2 separate regions of the Homo sapiens genome follow, and region 1 is linked to region 2. A link is an interaction called in ENCODE POLR2A ChIA-PET data of the cell type or tissue named here. Cell type or tissue: OCI-LY7. All regions are shown on one strand. Each heading gives the region's core, and the rest is flanking DNA. Links, peaks and the distances in the headings are about the cores only.

Region 1 (5,376 bases), core at 266-5,265, 150 kb after region 2:
CCTGGCCTCTTCTAGGGCCTCACTGTATTAGGTGGAAGAGAAAATATGAAAACTTAACTCCTAGCCCATTTCCTTGTCTGTAAAATGGGGCTGCTGCCACCTGACATCACCAAGCAGGCTGTGGGCTTCCAGCTTTTCAGATTTTGAATGAGTGTTGCTGGGGCCAACACAGATTCAGGTGCACCCAGTTTTCTGGGAGTTCTTGCCAACTGGGTTTCTGTCTTCAAAAACAGTCTGCATTATTTTTGCATATTGTTGCAAAAGAAAACAAAGCACCAGGACTCAGCCCAGCCAGCACCAGGGGCAGCATGACTGCTCTCCACCCCCAGGAGTGAGCAGTATTTCAGCCTTTCAGCCTTGGATAGCTGGGCTTGCTGAAACCCCCATCTCATTCAGCTCAGTGGTTGTCATTGGGTCCCTAGGTGAAACATTAAGCACTGTCCCTTGGAGATAAGAGGTTGTAGGAGGGAAGAAATCTGCTGGCTTCTGGGCTGCAGGAGGAAGCCTGGGCAATCTGGGGTCAGATGCTTTGTAAACATTCCCTTACACTCCCCACTTCTGTGTCTCACCTTGCCCATTTCTGAGGTTTCTGAGCTCTGTTGATAAGACGAATTTCCCAGCGATCCTCAGCCTAGTGAGGATGGTAGCATAGACCTATGAAAATATCAGCTTGCAACCAAAAGTGAGGTTTTGTGATTTGGAAAGAGGAGTTTTAATCTACAGCCTTGCATAGCTAGCTAAGCCTTCCTTATTTCCTGGGAGCAGTTAATAATGTGTGTAGCTAAGTGCTCAGGCAACCTCTACCCTCCATTTTTCCAGCCTTGACTCCCTGTGGCCACCCCAGCCAGCCAGCAATGCCAACACAAGTCTCCGCCAGGGGTGTGTGTATGTCATAAATTGAACTTGACATTCGCTAAGCTGCTCCCGCCAGCACCCCATCATGATATTCACGTGGGCAGATCTGGGGGCTGCAGTTTTGCATTTTGTTTTCATTCATAAGAGCATCTGCCCAGGGATCCCTGGAAGAGAGCCCTACAGTAAGTGTATTCTTTGGTTTTATTTGTAACTACATCTCAGTAATAACTTTCTTCTTGCAGTAGGCCTATTCCTTCCACAAACTTTCCCATATACTATTCATTTCATACTGTCAGCAGTCTTAACAAAGCTGGCAGGACCAGATATCAGCTCTGTTTCACAGACGGAATGGAATGAGTGGCAAAGCCAGATCTAGAACCCACGTAGCTTTTGAGTCTGTATCTTTCCCATCCCCTGTGCTGCCACGCACTTACCTCCCTGCCACCAACTTGTTTTGAATTCTTGCAGCTCTAAGAGCTGACCTGTGTAGTTTTTATTTGGGTCTGTTATTGACTTGAGCAGACATTTATGAGCACTTTTCATGGGTCAGGACAGTGCCCATCTGTCCTTTCATCCTCAAAGCAGCCTGTTGAAGAAGGTGTTATTATTCCAGTTTTACAGGTAAGTGAACTAAGCTTCTTTGGGCCACATGGCTTGCAAATGCCAGGTGAGAATTTCAATCCACGTCCCCTGACCCTCATTTCACTTCCCTGTCTGACAAATCACACTAGATCTTGGGCTGCTTTACTAATAGGCACTCAGAGCTTCCTCCATGTCCAAATCAATCTTTTCAGAAAGGGGTCCAGAAAGCTTGGAAACCTGTTGTACTCAAGAGGCATTTAAATTGCCAACAACAGAAACTACCTGGCTGATTTTAGCAGAAGGGAATTATTTGAAAGGACCTTAGTTCCTCACGGAAATGTATGAGAGGCTGGGGAAGTCAGCTTGAGAAACACAAGGAACAAAGAAAGGCTTGGCAGCTGCAACCACAGTCCAGATCACACCAGAGAACCCATCAGGTGTAGACAGAGTCGGTTGCTTGCAGTGGTGCTGGTGCTGGGTGATAGAAGCCGTCATTGCATCACGGGCATCACAGCCCTAGAAACTAGATGCTGCTACCCCCACTGCCAGCACAGATCTCCACCTTCCTCCATTCTCATGTACCAGGCCAGAGTGGTGTCCCTGGTTGGCCAAGCCTGGCTGTGTGCCCATGGCTTTGCTGCAAAGGCTTCTGGGAAAGCAAACAGCTGGCGTGCCTTCTATGGGGGGAGGCTGTACCACCCACCAAGACTCTCAGGTGGGAAATTTCCCAATCACAGCAAGGAGATTCAGGGGCTGGGCAGCTCCCCAAAATCACACATCTCTACTACCTTTCCTCCCCCAAACACACAAACACTCAATTATTGCACTGTAGGTTACTTGTCAGTTTTTACGATTACCATCTTCCCACCACTCCCTGGGCCTTGGCACAGACTGCGTCTACCATTGGAGCTGGTGCAGGTGAAAGTGCTCTGGGCAGTAGCACGTTAATCATGTTTACCACCTGCTGTGGGTGGAGCCCTGGAGCTGGTTTGCCTCCTGGCTGCAGGAGGGGTTTATTGCCTCTGTTAGGCCACACCAGCAGCAGATGGGGTTCTCATAAGCTGATTGTTTCCCTCTGCTTCTGGCTGAAGCAGGAGGATCTCTTGTTTCTTGGGGAGGAAGCATGGAGCACTGGGCTGCTTTCCTTTCTTGGGCAGGCTTTGGCCACTCTAGGTGTTTTTATCCCTCCAAGGACATGCGTTCCTAGGCTGCAGGAGGTGGGGTTAATGTGATCCCGCAGTGGCTTTCCTGCTGGCACCTAGGTTCATGGAAGTGGAGTATGTGGCATGCCCATCACTGCCTGGTTCCTTTGGCTGAGATGAGAGGTGCCCACTTGCGGAAGGCTGGGGCCCTGGGAGGACTTCCTTTATTCAGCTGTGGGAATCCTGTAGGAACCCCAGCACTATAATGGCTGGTTTCCCCATCCTCTCTCTTTCTCGATAATAATCTTTCAGTTGTCCCAGCAGGTTCACTGCCATGGATATGGAGCAACCAGCTATTCGTCTTCAAAGAGAAGAGCCACTGTGTTCTCCCATGTCAAGCCTCCAGCCCTTCTTGCTTTCCAGTTCTTTCATCTTCAAGCTCTAGACTCTGCCCTCCTTTCATTGATTTCCCAAATCTTCTCAATACAATGCTGGGGTCTGCTGGGGGCGGAGCCTGAGGGGTTGGCACTTCCTTTATTAACCCATCTGGTAGTTCTGAGGCTCAGTCGTTTCATCCTATCCCCCATTCCACTCATGTGAAAAATGGAAAACACGGGGCTTTGGGACCACAGAACTGAATTTGCACCCTGGATCTGCACATATCTCTGACCTTGGGCAATCATAATCTCTAAGCCTTAGTTCCCCATTTTCTACAAATGGGGGTGATGGTGCTGGAGTGGTGCTTAAGTGAGCCAAAGGGAAGCCCCTGATGCCAAGTGGATACATACAATTTTAGCTCCTCTTCTCTTCCTTGTGCCCTTTTCTGCCCCAAGACTGAGGCTCTGGCCCTGCTCTGCACCTGTTTCTGTTGCTACTGCCTACAGGGAGCCCAGAGGTGGGGACACAATCTCATTGATAACAAGGGACTGAAAATAGATCTTAAAAACCCTAGAGCACCTCACTGAGTCTTTCTTTTTGATGGAGTAAAAACTACTGAAGGAACTCAGAAACAAAGAGAGTTTTGGAAGGAATGTAGACATATGTCTGAGAATACTTAAGACTCTTCCTCTGTGGGGGTTTCTAGAGCTTGCAGGCAGGTGACACAATGAGTGGACGGGGCTGGAGAAACTGTGGGAGGTAGAATTCTAAGAGGACCTTTGCCACTTGGTGTTACTTCTGTGATTAGTTCTACGGCAAAAAGGGGATCATCTGGGTGGGCCTAATCTAATCACAGGAGCTCTGGAAAGGTGGCAAATTCTCTCTCACTGGTGGCAAAAGAGGAAGTCCAAGGGCTTCCAAGCATGAGAAGCATCCAACTTCCACATGCTGTTGCTGGCTTGAAGATGGCAGGGCACACAGCAGGAAAGTGGGCTCTGTAGAAGCTGACAGCCAGCAAGGAGATGGGGACCTCAGTCCTATAGCCACAAGGAACCAAGTTCAACCAACAGCCTGAATGAGCTTGGAAGCAGATTCTTCTCCAGAATGATTGTGTGAAACCCTAATCAGGGATCCAGCTGAGCCCACCTGAACTTCTGTTCTAGAGAACTGAAAAGCAGTAAATGGGTGTTGTTTTAAGCTGCTCAGTTTGTGCTGGTTTGTTATAGCAGCAATACAAAACTAATACAGGACAGCAATGCACTAGAGACTGGTGAGGACTGTGGTATACTGGAGATGTACATGCCATCTAACTGTGGAAGCCACTAGATAGCTACAACTGAGTGTTGTCATGCAGGAGGCTCTGCAGAAGAAACCCAATGTTTCTGGATTTTTGCATTTTTTGAGACCAAAACTTAGGACTGTGTGAAATATATTGGCTTTTAAAAAAAAAAAAAAAACATATCTGCTGGGTAAATACACTTGTGATCCCTTCACTAAAGCACAACCCACCTTGAATAGAGAATTTCCTACATTTATTCTGAGATGTTGCCTAGTTTAAAGTATCTTGCCTTCCCACTGTACACACAGTGAGGATAGTGTTTCTCTTGAAGTATTGACTTGCAATCAACAAGGAGATTCTGAGGTTTTGTTGGGGACTAAGTGAGGGCTTTGGGAGATGATAGGAGGTTCCCAGCCTTTTGGATGTGTGATGAGGTTTCACGCCATGCTTGGGAAGAGAAAGCATAGATTCCTTTATTTCTCAACAGCCAGGCTGACCGCCATTCTAGGCCTCCATCCTCTTAGGTGGGTGGGTAGGAAATGGAATTGTAGTTCAACCCAGCAATCTCACCCAACCCAATCATTTGTGTTTTCTTGTATCTCAGCCTCTTTTACATGACTCTGGTGACCCAATGTTTGGCATTCTGCTTTTTCCTCTTCCACTCCAGAAATTGGCTCTTTCTATGGGGGTAGTGTGGCTTATGAGACTCTGGCTCTGTCCCTTGGATCCAGGGGGTGCACTGTGAATCCTGGCTTGTCCAAGCGTGGAGTGGTGGTGTAGGCTCAAGAATGGCTGTTCTAGGCCACTCTCTAGAATAGCGACCACCGAGGTACAGTAGTTGTCATTTGGCTATTTTGGACCAATATAGCAGGACTCAACTGCTGGAGTTCACAGTCCTGGCCATTTTCCTCTGTCCGCAAGTCCCTGACCACTGTCACCACTGTATCCAACTCCAAACCTCTGTTCTCCCATGGGACCTCTTGCCCCCGTCCCACCTCCCTGCCTCCTTAGACTCTGGTCTGTATGTGCCACTGACATGAAGGGGAGGACTGCCCCAGGCCTCCCTGCATGGGAAGCTGGCCACTAGCTTGGAAGGTCTCTTGGTTCTACATACCTACCTGTTGTTTCTAGACCTCTACC
Region 2 (5,376 bases), core at 108-5,107:
GAGACTCTGTCTTAAAAAAAAAAAAAAAAAAAGAAAAAAGAAAAAAAAGAAAAGCCAGGTCCCTGTTCAGATCAACTGGATCAGAATCTCTGGTGTGGTGTGTGCAGGGGCGGCGGGGGCAGGGGGTGGGCTGGGGGTGTGCAGGCAGATGTCAGTAGTGTAAAAAAATCTCCAGGTGATTCTATATTCAGCTTGGTTGCCACCTGCTCACTGAAGACACCTGGGAGTTTTAGGAAATAAGTACTGATGCCCAGGTCCTCCCCCAGAGATGCTGAGCCAACTGGCTTGCATATAAATGGCCTGGAATGTGATGGATCATCAGGATTTTTTTTTTTTAAAGTCCAGAGTGATTCACAGTGATCCAGGTTATCTCCCAATGTGCAGTATTCATTTCTCCTCACAACTAGGTTTCCTGGAATTTTTATCAAGAATTCCAGCTGCCGTAACAATAATGTTCAGATAATACAATTTGAAAGTTTATTTGGTTCTTTACTGAAAATTCACCTTTTCAGGAAAAGATTTAATTTTTGAAGTGCCTTAAATAGGCTGGGCAGAGTCTAGTGAAAATTGAAAACACAACTGACAGCCATTGAATTGATTACCTGCCTGGGTATTTTTCTCATTACCAAGAATTACTATTATCAGATGAAGGAATGGAGAATACAGAACATGATTCATGATTGTTTTAAGTAAGTCTGCAAGGTTAGTGTGTATCACATACATGATGTACCTTTACATATTACTATATGTTTCATGTTTGAGAATGTCTTATTTTTCACTGGCAGCTAAATAGTTGATTGACATCCCTGCCTTTATGGCACTTCACCAGGTACCTGAGACTCCAGAAGTGAGGTGACAAACCCTGCCTCTCAGAGCTGAGCAGTGACTGAGCAGTGGAGACTGAGCTCACTTACTCTGCACTTTCTCATCATTCCATGACTTTGCTTTGCATCTACTGTTGGCAGCTGGAAGGGCCAAGGGTCCTTGCATTGCCCTGACCTTCAAGGGCTCCGGATTTCCTGTGAGAGATGTCCAAGCTCCTTATCTGGGCATGCACAGCCTTGTTGGATCATCAGCCTCTTCTCCTGCCCAGCCCCAACCATGCCAGCCACGTCGGGCTGCTCCCTGCTCCTCCAAGGCCTCTCCTGGCCCCTGCACCTTTGCCACTCTCCACCTGTGGTGCATATAAATACCTCTTTGGGGAAAATAAGAATTAAAGCCCTAGTCCCTCTATGATCCAACAGAAGTGTACTCGGTTTGCTTGAGAGAGCCCTGGTTTGTATCAATATATGTCGGCACTTTAGCTTTCCTAGCGCAGGAGTGTTTTATATTTATTTTGATAAAAACATAATTCAGAATATTAGGTGAGCCTTTTAGGGAGCTTCGATTTATTCAATGCATTGGTGAACTCCAGAGTTGACATAAATGTGCTCTTTTGGGTGAGAACTCATCCTGCCTCTCGTTTGCAGGACCTAATGAGATAGAATTATAACGTAATTTTTTTTTAAGACAGAGTCTTGCTCTTGTCGCCCAGGCTGGAGTGCAATGGCATGATTTCGGCTCACTGTAACCTCTGCCTCCTAGGTTCAAGCAATTCTCCTGCCTCAGCCTCCCAAGTAGCTGGGATTACAGGCACCTGCAACCATTCCCGGCTGTTTTTGTATTTTTAGTAGAGACTGGGTTGGCCAGGCTGGTCTCAACTCCTGACCTCAAGTGATCCGCCCACCTCGGCCTCCCAAAATGCTGGGATTACAGGCGTGAGCCACTGTTCCTGGCCAATTTTTTTTTACATATAAGAATCCTTTCCATCCGGTCAAAACTCTAACACTCACTGAATGGTCATTGCGGAGTTTAAGAGGGAAATCCACTTAGAGCATGAAGGACCGGCCTGATACCCTGGGCCTTCTGATTTCTGGTTTTGAGACATGTTCTTTGCAGAGAGTACTCACTCCTTCTTCCTCTGTCTTCTCCTTGACTTTATTTCTTTCTGTGGGCTTTATGTCAACTAGGTCAGGCTCCAAAATCCCCAGATAATTGCTTTATTTTAAAAATAAAACGTAATTGGTGGTACACATGAACATAAAGATGGAGAAAATAGACTCTGGGGACTCCAACGGGATGGGAGGCTGGGTTGAAAAATTACCTACTGGGTAAAATGTCCAATATGTGGGTGATGAAGACACTAGAAACCCAACTCCCACCATTATGCATGTAATACCCATGTAATGAACAAGCACATGTACCTCCTGAATCTGAAATAAAAAAATAAAACACAACTGGTATTTGACAGGCAGTGTGGTCAGAATACAACTGGTATTTGACAGGCAGCTTGACAGGCAGTGACAGGCAATGGTAAGCATACAGAGCTGAACTCAGCCAGTTTGGGTTCACAGCCTGGTTCTGCCACTGACTACTTCTATGATTGTGGCAGTGAACTTAATTTCTTTTTGCTTCAATGTGTGTGCATGCGTGAGTGTATGCGTGCATGTGTGTGTATGTAATGTAGGCTTCAAGCTCTAAGCTCTAATGAATTGAAAGTTCCCAAGGTGGGGAGTGGCTAACGGCTTGTCTTTCTAGGTTCTGAAATCGTGCCTGGTCTATCACTCACCTGTCCCAAGAGACACACCACCACCAGGTACTCACTCTTTATTCTGAAACCTAGCTCCTGCCCTTAAACTTGCTTTCTTTCTCACCTGGTAATTGAGTTGAAAAACTCAGCCTGAGCAGCCTGAGATGTCAACTTACTGGTTCCTTACTGGGGGCCCCACCTGGATCCCTTTTGGTTCCTGAAAGTACAAGTCATTCTATACCCTGAAATGTACCTCCACCCTAGAACAGTTTTCAAAAGACAATTGCCAAAAAATCCTTCCCTAATGTCTATTAGCTGTTATCATGTCTCCCCTTTCAAATGTCTTACCCTCAGCTCAATCATTCATTCATTCAACCAACCAACCAACTAACCAACCAACCAATCAACCAACCAACCCACCCACCAACCCACCAACTAACCAGTATTTCCTGAGTTCTAGGCACTCTGTGGGAAGCCCATTCCCATTTGAAGTTAGGTATAAGTGATATATAATATAAGTTATAAGTTAGGAAGCTCTGGTGACCTGGGAGCCTGGAGGAGAGACAGACAGTCCAGCTGAAGGGTAAAGGGATAACCATGGCAGGCTTCCTAAAAGAGATCACTTTGAGCTGAGTCCTAAGGGCAAGTGGGAATCAGCCCTGGGAGGAGCTGGGATATGCAAGAAAGGCTTTCCAGGTGGAAGACAAAACAACCAGGTTGGGAGAGGGTGCAGCAAGCCAACTCCCATGGCTCCTTCTGGGAGCTGCAGAGCCTGCAGAGGCTGAGTTCAAAGCTTGGTTCCACTCCTTTCTTGCCATATGAGCTGAGGAGTGGAAGACAGAATAACGGCTCTCCAAAGATGCTGCCGTCCTAATCTCTGTATCTTGTGACTATGTTACAAGATGTTTTGCAGATGTGATTAAGTTAAGGATCTTGAGAAGGGAAGATTATCCTGGATTATCTGAGCGAGGCTAATGTAATCACAATGGCCCTTAAAAAAAGGAGGCAGGAGGTCAGAAAGGAGAGCAGGAAATGGATGATGGAATCATAGGTGGAGTGATTGTAGCCTTGTGGCGAGAATGCAGGCAGCCCTAGAAGGTGGGAGTGGTAAGAAAATGGATTTGCCTCTAGAGCCTCCAGAAGGAATGCAGCCCTGCAGGCACCTTCATTTTAGCTCGGGGAAACTTGACTGTGGACTTCTGACTCCAGAACAGTAAGATAACAAATTTGTTATTTTAAAGCACTAGGTTTGGGCCGGGTGCAGTGGCTCACATCTGTAATCCCAGCATTTTGGGAGGCCGAGGTGACAGAACACTTGAGGCCAGGAGTTCGAGACCAGCTTGGCCAACACGGCAAAACCCCGTCTCTATTAAAAATACAAAAATTAGCTGGGTGTGGTGGTGCACACTTGTAATCCCAGCTACTCCAGAGGCTGAGGCAGGAGAATAGCTTGAACCTGGGAGGCAGAGGTTGCAGCAAGCCAGGATCGTGCCACTGCACTCCAGCCTGGGCTACAGAGTGAGACTCTGTCTCAAAAACAAACAAACAAACAAACAAACAAACAAATAATAATAATACATAAATAAATCACTAGGTTTGTGGTAATGTGTCACAGCAGCAATAGGAAACTCACACACGGACAAGATGAACATCCCAGTGCACGACTGCCTCTCGTATAATGGGGCTAGAATAGGATTTCCATGGGAGTGCTGTTCTGAGAGGTAAGTTAAATAACACAGTAGACAGTGCTTAGAATCGTGCCCTGCATGTGGGAAGTACTAAATTATCATCTCTTGCTAGAAAGTTTGCCTTTTTATTCCACATGAAGTAACGCTACAGGAGCATTTTAAGCAAGAAAATAACGTGAGGAGATTTGCATTTTAGGCAGATCCAGTGGGAGGGTGTGGAAAATGGGTGCAGGGGGTGAGAGAGAGCAGGAGAGAGCAGGCTAGTAGCTGGAAGACCAGCCAGGGGGCTCCTGCCATAGCCCCGGGCAGTGGCAATGGGGACAAGATCTAGGGCAGCCTTTCCCGAGCCCTCTGTCTCACTACCCTACTGGGTTTTTAAATGCCCTCTTAGTGTTGTCAATACGGTTGGCTGCCAACCCAGAATTTGTTTCCCTCTTCTTCCTCCTTAAAGGAACCCTAATTCTAGTCAGATTTCATCTTCCTACATACCTCCTTGGGGCAGAGACTCCATCCTGTTTGATCAAAAGTTAATTTGATTCCCTCTGCCAGTTTTTGGTTCTGGGATGCGCAAGTGACCCAATTCTAGTTAAGGAGACATGAAAGAAGTCTGTGAGATCTTTTCGCGAACAGTCCCTCTCTCCTTGGGGAGTCGCAGGAAGGAAAGGCCTCTTCTCCCTCTGGCCCTGGTTATACCTGAATGGATGCCTGGAGCTGCTGCAGCCACCTTGCTTCTAATCTTAGGATACAGCAAAACAAGAGAGGTGGAATGAACTCCAGTCCTTGTTGACATTTTTGAACCACTAAGCATAACCCCTTGTAAGTCGTTTCCATAGCTAGAATTAAGCCAGTTTCTTTTACCTAACAGATAAGAGCAGGCTTACATACAATCTGAGGCAGTTTTATTTATTTATGTGCTTATTATTGTCTCCTCTGATAAGATTGGAAACTCTTTGACTGTGAGGCCTTCATGCCTGCAATCCCCCAGTATCTTTTTTTTTTTTTTTGAGACGAAGTCTCACTCTTGTCCCCTAGGCTGGAGAGCAATGGTGAGATCTCAGCTCACTGCAACCTCCGCCTCCCAGGTTCAAGTGATTCTCCTGCCTCAGCTTCCTGAGTAGC

Evidence for each region. Peaks named below come from ENCODE experiments on the same cell type or tissue, not always from the same donor. Only the 100,000 strongest peaks of a DNase experiment are listed, where the experiment ranks them.
Region 1: POLR2A ChIA-PET joins it to region 2 with 5 read pairs; 4 of 35 experiments call an interaction of 5 or more read pairs at or near these places.

The regions. Positions count from the first base shown.
Region 1 is chr6:13,376,057-13,381,432 of GRCh38, reverse strand. All of the region lies in intron 1 of GFOD1 (Gfo/Idh/MocA-like oxidoreductase domain containing 1), which reads left to right. Among named protein-coding and RNA genes, the nearest start is that of TBC1D7-LOC100130357, 50 kb to the right of the region's middle. In OCI-LY7, for the core only: a CTCF peak has its summit at 2,439; DNase peaks (open chromatin) are centred at 1,862, 2,422 and 3,870; H3K27ac peaks cover 833 bases.
Region 2 is chr6:13,530,401-13,535,776 of GRCh38, reverse strand. No RefSeq gene overlaps it. Among named protein-coding and RNA genes, the nearest start is that of SIRT5, 42 kb to the left of the region's middle. In OCI-LY7, for the core only: no CTCF peak of the experiment used is centred there; a DNase peak (open chromatin) is centred at 206; H3K27ac peaks cover 928 bases.